Regions from separate parts of the Homo sapiens genome. Here region 1 is linked to region 2. A link is a contact called in ENCODE Hi-C or POLR2A ChIA-PET data. All regions are on one chromosome and are shown on one strand. The core of a region is the stretch at or near the end of the contact, and the rest is flanking DNA. Distances in the headings are between cores, read along the strand shown. Region 1 overlaps LINC-PINT (long intergenic non-protein coding RNA, p53 induced transcript). Region 2 overlaps LINC-PINT (long intergenic non-protein coding RNA, p53 induced transcript).

The links. A loop is a pair of places that touch in the nucleus more often than their neighbours do. ChIA-PET counts read pairs that join two places held with the same protein, here RNA polymerase II (POLR2A). Pooled maps may share reads with other maps.
Region 1: a map of natural killer cell shows a loop between it and region 2 (4-fold over the local background). The contact joins two enhancer-like sites. A Hi-C loop is called at or near these places in 24 of 168 maps with a recorded cell type or tissue (GM12878, GM13976, Right ventricle myocardium superior and 17 more) and 6 of 50 pooled maps. POLR2A ChIA-PET finds 5 or more read pairs at or near these places in 15 of 52 experiments (A673, BJ, Caco-2 and 12 more).

The regions. Positions count from the first base shown.
Region 1 is chr7:131,025,162-131,029,373 of GRCh38, reverse strand. All of the region lies in intron 3 of LINC-PINT (long intergenic non-protein coding RNA, p53 induced transcript), which reads left to right. Among named protein-coding and RNA genes, the nearest start is that of LINC-PINT, 83 kb to the left of the region's middle. RefSeq lists an enhancer at 1,795-1,934. Within about 2 kb of position 2,058, at least 21 of the 41 ENCODE cell types and tissues checked have a DNase peak (open chromatin) inside an H3K27ac peak, as active enhancers do; they include dorsolateral prefrontal cortex, gastrocnemius medialis, left lung and 2 more, where a contact is called at or near this core.
Region 2 is chr7:130,891,927-130,895,819 of GRCh38, reverse strand. The region is part of intron 6 of LINC-PINT (long intergenic non-protein coding RNA, p53 induced transcript); the gene reads left to right. Among named protein-coding and RNA genes, the nearest start is that of MIR29B1, 16 kb to the right of the region's middle. Within about 2 kb of position 1,424, at least 31 of the 41 ENCODE cell types and tissues checked have a DNase peak (open chromatin) inside an H3K27ac peak, as active enhancers do; they include dorsolateral prefrontal cortex, gastrocnemius medialis, left lung and 2 more, where a contact is called at or near this core.

The DNA.
Region 1 (4,212 bases), core at 809-3,308, 130 kb before region 2:
TAGGGTGGGGAATACAGAAATAAAAAGGCCCTGTGCTGTCCTCAGTGAGCTTCCACTCTGGTGAGATAAATGCAGTGCAGTACAGTAACAGCTCTGATACTGAAGCATCTGGAAGGACTTGGGTCCAGCCTCTTGGCAAGTTCTCCTGGAGGAACTAACATTTGACCTATGATTGACATGGACTTTGGAGATGAATAGAGGTTAACCAGAGAAGATGGGAGTTGCCATTGGGGGGTTGGGGCAGAGAGTGAGGGAAAGTGTCAGCCCTGGTGGGTGCTACCTGGAGGAGGTTGCTGAGTATTGGAAGGCCCAAGGAGGCCAGAGACCAAAAAGTGTCCTGGGGACTGCAGGGTAAAAGGACCTGCTTTAGGTTAGGTAGCATTTGTTAAAACTTTTCGGACAGTTTAATTTTGAGCATGTGCCAACAGTTTGTTTTAGCTTTGCAATGCAAGGAGAGAGTCCTGCAGTAGGCACATTCAATGATTCGCTCTTGGTAGGGACATTAAGGGAAGAAAGTGATTAAATATCATCATTGAAACGAATGTCTGGTTAAAAACCTCTACACTCTGATAGTTGACAGTCAGCCGGGTAGATGGTAATGAGTTGCCCAGAGCAAGTCTTAATTTCCTTAAAGTTCATTTAGGAAATTGCATTAGAAAAAAAGCAAGCTTTTTTTTTTTTTTTTCCCTGGAATGCTGTTCATTTCTTCCTAGTAGGATACTGTGAATTTTCTAGCAGACCACTTGGTTCTATTCCAGACCAGGTACGGAACAGTTTTTCTTTGACAATTTTGAGATTACAGTGGAATGCAATCAAGTTTTTCAAGGACCTACCTGGTGAAGAGCTTTCTAAACTAAGCTGAGAGGAACTTGGGTTTTCATCCTGAGGGCAGTGTGGAAGCCAGGGAGGGAATTCATTTAAGTGGAGGAAAATCTCGACCATCCTTGTAGGGAGTGGATTAGCTGCAGTGTGAGGTTGGAGCAGTGGGAATAGTAGTTGGCAGAAAAGTTTAGTTATCCTGGGGAGAAATGATGAGGGCTTTGAGTTTTTTTGTTTTTTGTTTTTTGTCTTTTTTTTGAGATGGAGTCTTGCTCTGTTGCCTAGGCTTGATTGAGTGCAGTGGCACAATCTCGGCTCACTGCAACCTCCGCCTCCTGGGTTCAAGCAATTCTCCTGCCTCAGCCTCCCAAATAGCTGGGATTACAGGCGCATCCCACCATGCCCAGCTAATTTTTGTATTTTTAGTAGAGACAGTATTTCACCATGTTAGCCAGGCTGGTCTCAAAGTCCTGACCTCAAGTGATCCACCTGCCTTGGCCTCTCAAAGTGCTGGGAATACAGGCAAGAGCCACACCGTGCCCAGCCTGAGAGCCTTGAGTTCTGATCTGTCTTTTCCTCTCCTACTCAAACTCCTCTACCCCGAGGCAGAAGCATAGCTGGGGGGATGGAGGTGGAAATTGGTTGTTGCTTTTCCTCCAGAAGAGTTGGTTCAAAATTTTTAAATTTAAAGTAAATGATGGTAAGATCATGATGCAAGGATGTTAGAGGAAGCAGCCAGACTTTGAGATCAGGGCTGAGAGAAAGTAGTCAAAGGCCTTCTGCTGAGTGTACTCTGCCTCCAGCCACTGAGCCCACTTGCCCCATCTCTGTCTTTCCCGGGCCTGCTCACGTCTCTAGCCTCAGGCACTGCTTCAGAACCACAGTACCATCTGGCCTGGGTGTTCTGGCTGTTCTCAGTATTTCTGCTCTCATTTGCTGGAATTATGCAACACTCGGTCCTTCCTCCGAGGGCCGCCAGATGAGCCTACTTCAGTGCATCTGCTGTGGTTAAAACAGAATCTTCTGAGATGCGTTTATGCTAAGTTGCATACATATTTGTGTATGGTGATCAGCCCTGTTTACTTGGCATACAGCAAAATAGATCTATGTTTTCTTGCCACTGTTCAGTGATGATGTCATGTCATTCTGGGCAGAGGTAGAGCCAGATTGTAAGAAAGGACAGGGAACCAGAGCTGGGGGCGGAGCTGGGGGCGGAGCTAGGGGTGATTTCTGCAGTGATTGGGGGGTTGCACCCCCTCTGACATTATTTTGCTTTGGTGTCTCCATGGTCTGCTTTCCCAGGTTCTTCTCTATTGTCTTTCATTATAATGTTTAATCACTACCATGTTAACATACTGCCATAAAATAACACTCCACAATTACCTGGTAACAGATAGTATGGGTATATTTGAAGACATGCATTTCTCTTCTGAATTTGCTGTGAGTAGGGACTTGGCCTTTTTAACTTTTATTTCCCTAAGAAACCTGTATTCAGAATAAATAATTATTCACCTCTTATGTTTTTTTTCGCATGTCATCCAGGTTGCAAAAATATCTGGCTTTAATAATTCCGGAGGACTTAGTTTTTGGGGAGCAAAGGTAGTGAGTCAAACCTGCAAGCTTAGAAAGGAGAATTCATTTGAGTTTCATCATTCGGTCTGGAGGTTTCCTAGGCAACCACTTATGTAGTAATTAAAAGATGAGGAACTAAAAAGGTATGTGCTCGGCAATTTTAATCCTCAAATGCAATCCTTGTCAGATTGAGATCACAGAAACAACAACTTAAAATAAGTAAATTAAAAAGGCCAACATTTAATTAAAGGACACACACTGTTATTAAGGGGGGTGTGTGTGTGCGTGTGTGTGTGTATGTGTGTGTGTTGCTTTATCTTTTTAATGCTCTGTCTTGGAAGGGAATGTTCATATATATATGTATATATTTTATACTCACCTATTTGGGAAAGCAGAAGTGAGGTTATCGCTTCAAGTGACTGCTTTAGCAGTGAGGTTGGTTATTATTGGTTCACGTGTTTGTATCTGAATGTGTTACCATCAGTAGAATCTCCAGCATGTGGAGAAGAGAGCTTATTAGTCATGTTTCTTTTTTCAGTGTTCATGGGGGAGTTTATCCAGATGTTTTACTTGTTTCAGTCTACCTTAGATTGTGCTGAAATGTCCTCTTCTGTGGCTCAGGAGAAAGCGTAGAAAGGCCATTCATGAATAGAAATGAGAGACCCTTTTAGCAAGTAGAAACAACCTCAGTTTGCTAAAGGTTTTCCTCTTAACTCTTCACACTCACCCTTTTTATATAGGTTTCTACTCAGGTGACCTGAAGGATATGAGAAACATTTTTCTTCCTCTGTGAAACACTACCACTCCCAGACTTTAACACAGACTTTTCATTAAATTCCATTTTAACATTTTAATGAAAAAGGTGGCTTTTTTTTTTTCATGTGCCAGTGAAAGAGGAAAGTTCTGCTAGTTATGTGAGACTCACTTTCTTTTTTTTTGAGATGGAGATTCGCTCTTATTGCCCAGGCTGGAGTGCAGTGGCGCCATCTCAGCTCGCTGCAACCTCTGCTTCCTGGGTTCAAGCGATTCTCCTTCCTAAGCCTCCCGAGTAGCTGGGATTATAGGCACGCGTCACCACGCCCGGCTAATTTTGTACTTTTAGTAGAGACAGGGTTTCTCCACGTTAGTCAGGCTGGTCTCGAACTCCTGAACTCAGGTGATCCGCCCGCCTTGGCCTCCCAAAGTGCTGGGATTACAGGCGTGAGCCACCATGCCCAGCCCTCATTTTCAACAGTTTTAGAAATAATTACTATCTGAAAAGAACCAGAATGACAGAATCTTAGCACTGGTAGTTTTACATAGGGTGGTGTTATGGTCCTAGATAGGTGTCCTGTAGAAATGTTAAACACGGGTGAGATGTGGGAAGTGGCTGTTTTCTACTGGAGATGGAGAGGAGCCACCTCCCCACGCTGAGCATCTGTGGGCATCATGAACATTTGGAACTTAAGCCACAATCATTTGAATTTTTTTGGATGCCCCAGTTGTTTTCCTTCTGTCACCAACAACTTTGGGACTTCCCTACTGCAGAATTGTCGCATATTAAGTAGGAGACCTCAGTTGTTATGGAGTTTTTCTCCTCCCTAGATACCTAGATCTGTGAAAGAAATCCACATAGCAAACGCTTGTCTAGAGCTACATCTCTGGACATTTTTTTTCCTTTTTCTGTAGCAATAGTGAAAAATTTCTTATTCTTACAGTCCAAATATATGTAAGTGTACTTAATTCTTAAGAAGTTTATTTTGACACTGACATTTTAGTGGTATTGATGATACAGTTCTACCTTTAATTTTATTTGTTTTTTTTTTTAATCATTAGAGATGG
Region 2 (3,893 bases), core at 175-2,674:
AGACAAAAAAGCAGGGGGCATTAAGGAACAGACAGCAGAAAGGAACATGTCACAAGTGCACAATTAATCGCCAAATATATGGCTCAAGAAGGGGTGGTGATCAAACCAGATAATGTCTGTGAAAGTGCCTCTCTCCTGTCAAACTCCCAATTCCGAGCAGTCCTACAGTCGGCCCCTTCCACAGGGCGTAGCCCTGTCATTCCACCTCAAACGTCGTACACACTCGGCCTGTCCTACAAAGCCCTTCGTGATAAGGCCTGCTTCTCCTTCCCACCTTGTGGGACCCCCGACCCTGGAACCCCGAGCTGCAGAGCTGGAGAGAATGCACTCTGTTGTTTGGTATACGTGTTCCTTGAAACATTCACTCCTCCCCATTTTCCTTCGGTGTTTAACCTGTTCTTCCTTTAAAATTCGGCTTTTCCTTTAAAATCCAGCCTGGAGCTCCCCAATGAAGACTTCTGTGGCGCTGCAGGCAAAACTCACCACCTGCAGAGTCTCTGCTCTCCCTTGTCAAATACGCGTTTGTGACATACATTGGAAGGCATCGGGCACATTTCTGTCATCTGTGTGACTGTGGACCTCTGCCGCAGGGGTCATGTCCTTTCCCTTTACAGTGCTTGATGAGGTACACGTCTTGTCAATGTTTGTCACGGACTGAAACTTAACACATTAGAGAGGACAGCAAAGTCAGTTGACTCTAAATTGTTAAGGCACAAGCTCTGTGAGTTCAGAAGAGACATGTGCCAGAATCGGTCCAGGGAGGTTCTTAGAACCTACCAGTTCTAAGTAGGAGTTCTTAGAACCTACCAGTTCTAAGTAGGAATTCTTAGAACTGGAAGGTCAAAGCTTTGTACATGTGAAATAGATCAAACAATAAAAAGAATTCCATGTAGAATAGCTCAGTGTCTGTGGCTCCTAATGGCTCCCCCATTCTCTGCACCAGCCAGCGGGAGGAGAAAGCCTGCAGAGTGGGGGCAGCGGAGACAGAACATCTTAACCCCAGCAGAGGCTTTATCTAAGGAAGTAGAGCGAATGCCCTGAAGGTGGGTTGGACTTAGGTGGTGGAAAGGTTTCAAATGCACTCTGTTATCTTGCAGGTAGTGGCTGCCATTTATTACTTTAGAAAACCATGGCGACTTCATCAAAGTGGTGTTTTAGAAAGATGATCCAGGGCCGTCTTTTCCCTTTGAGAGTGGGAGGTGCCCTGTGGCCCTACCTTCATTTTCTGTGATGGTATTCCCAGTGGTTTCCTCCCTGTGGCTTTGCGGCTTAGTGGTGAACCAAGAGGCTTAGGATGCAGGTGCAAAGCCCCTCTACTCTTTAATGCCTCACTTCAAGGTGCAGGATCTTTCCCTCTGTAAACAAAGGCTTTCCTTCTGGCACTGCCCTTGACCTGCTCAGAGCTGTTCTCTGATCCTTTGGGTCTCTCTGCCCTCGTGACTGGCAGTGACCTGCTAGGCAGCAACCCCCACGCAGCAGGTGGTCCTCCAGAGCTGAGTCACCACCCCGGGAACCGTGCCCTGGTGAGGCCATCCAAGGTAGACCGGCACAGGGCGGGTGTGAGTGGCCTCTCCACCTGGCCCCTCGGTCTGGGAGGGCTCTTTCAGCTTGACAGAGAGAGCAAAGGAAACTCGGATTTTTGGCAAAGCAGAAAAACATTTTACCTGTGATCACAGTTATGGGCCTTGGTCAGTCATTTGATTTCAGCACACCCAAATTGTCCATTTACAGATACCTTGAGACATGGAAAGGGAGGAAATTTTTTAATGATGTTTTAAGATTCTGTTTGACCTCATGAATTAAGAGCGGTGAGAAGTAATAGAACACGGAGAGATACCTAAGCCATTGATTGATATTGTAGGCAATAAACAAGTGAGATTCAGATTATTTTTAAAAATTTTTTTCATGGGCACTGATGGATGTTTAAAAAATTATGACGTGTTCTGTTCATGACGCGTTCTGTTCATTTCCAGAGAAGAGAAAAATGTGGTTGCTTTTGAAAGGAGGTTTTTTGTTTTGTTTTGTTTTGTTTTTAAACGTCTAGCTTATTCATTACACCAGCGAATAGCAATGACCTCAGTCTAAAAAGCAAGTTAACCATCATCTCTCTCCTTGCCTGGGAAAAGAAGCCTTTATCTAAGTAGCCAAAAGATGGGCAAGGCTGACCACCCAGTCATTTCGGCTGATCAGGATTTTCCAAAAAACAAAAAGCTCTCTGTTTTCACAACTGAGTGACAACTCTTAGGAAATACTACCAGCTTACTCAGTTTGAGTAAGGCCATGGAGAAGTCTGGTGACAGTCAGTTGCCTGGATGCACATGTTACACATGGCTAACGATGCTGTCACCACTGGGAGCTTTCAGAATTGGAGAAAATAACACCGTGTCTCTTGCTTTCTGAACATGGAATTTTTAACTTTTTTTTTTTTTTTTTCTGGAGACAGAGTCTCGCTCTGGCGCCCAGGCTGGAGTGCAGTGGCATGATCTCAGCTCACTACAACCTCCACCTCCCGGGTTCAAACAATTCTCCTGCCTCAGCCTCCCAAGTAGCTGGGATTACAGGTGCCCACCACCACGCCTGGCTAATTTCTGTATTTTTAGTAGAGATGGGGTTTTGCCATGTTGGCCAAGCCGGTGTTGAACCCCTGGCCTCAGGTGATCCACCCACCTCAGCCTCCCAAAGTGCTGGGATTACAGGCATGAGCCACCCCATGCCCAGCTGGAATTTTTTAACTTAAAAAAAAAAAGTTTCAGTGTTTGTCCTTACCCATTATGTGCCCAGTTAGTTCTATACCAGTGAAAGTTCCCCCCAAAAGAAAAAGAAAAAGAAAAAAAAGACTGTCATTTTCTTGAGCAGCTTTCTTGAGCTCTGTGTGTGTATGCCTATGTCTGGGGCATACACAAGGACTCTGGCAGGCCCACTAAACTCTACCACGTAGTTGCCAGATATGCTGTAAACTGTCACCTGGAAGTTGGGATTTACTCTTTTATTTTTCTGTTTATTTTGCATGAGTACTGTATGTATAAAAAAGTAGCCACATATGGATGGTCAAAGGGTTTCCTAGAAATATGGATAGTCAGAGGGCTTCCTAGAAATATGGATGGTCAAAGGTATCCTAGTTTTTCAGGTAAACTCCACTAGAAACCAGAACCATATCCCAATTCCATAGCCTTTATTATTTCAGATCAATAGAAGCAGAATCAAAATGCATTTGGAGCTTAGAGGTCAATTGATTTGGAAACCACTCCGGTGCAAAGAATCTCTAGATTCATTGATTTTGGAGTATTGTTTAGGGGAAAAGGACTTTAAAGGCTGGGCGGGGAAGCTTTATTCCTTTTTTTTTTTTTTTTTTTTTTTTTTTTTTCAGAAGACATTTATGAGTTTATTGATTTGGCACATTTCCAGAGGACAATTCAGTGACATATACCAACATGTACAACAGATTCATCTTTTGACCCAACTTTTTCACTCTTTTTTTTTTTATTTTTTTTTATTTAATGTTTTTTTTTTATTATACTCTAAGTTTTAGGGTACATGTGCACATTGTGCAGGTTAGTTACATATGTATACATGTGCCATGCTGGTGCGCTGCACCCACTAACGTGTCATCTAGCATTAGGTATATCTCCCAATGCTATCCCTCCCCCCTCCCCCGACCCCACCACAGTCCCCAGAGTGTGATATTCCCCTTCCTGTGTCCATGTGATCTCATTGTTCAATTCCCACCTATGAGTGAGAATATGCGGTGTTTGGTTTTTTGTTCTTGCGATAGTTTGCTGAGAATGATGGTTTCCAATTTCATCCATGTCCCTACAAAGGACATGAACTCATCATTTTTTATGGCTGCATAGTATTCCATGGTGTATATGTGCCACATTTTCTTAACTTTATAA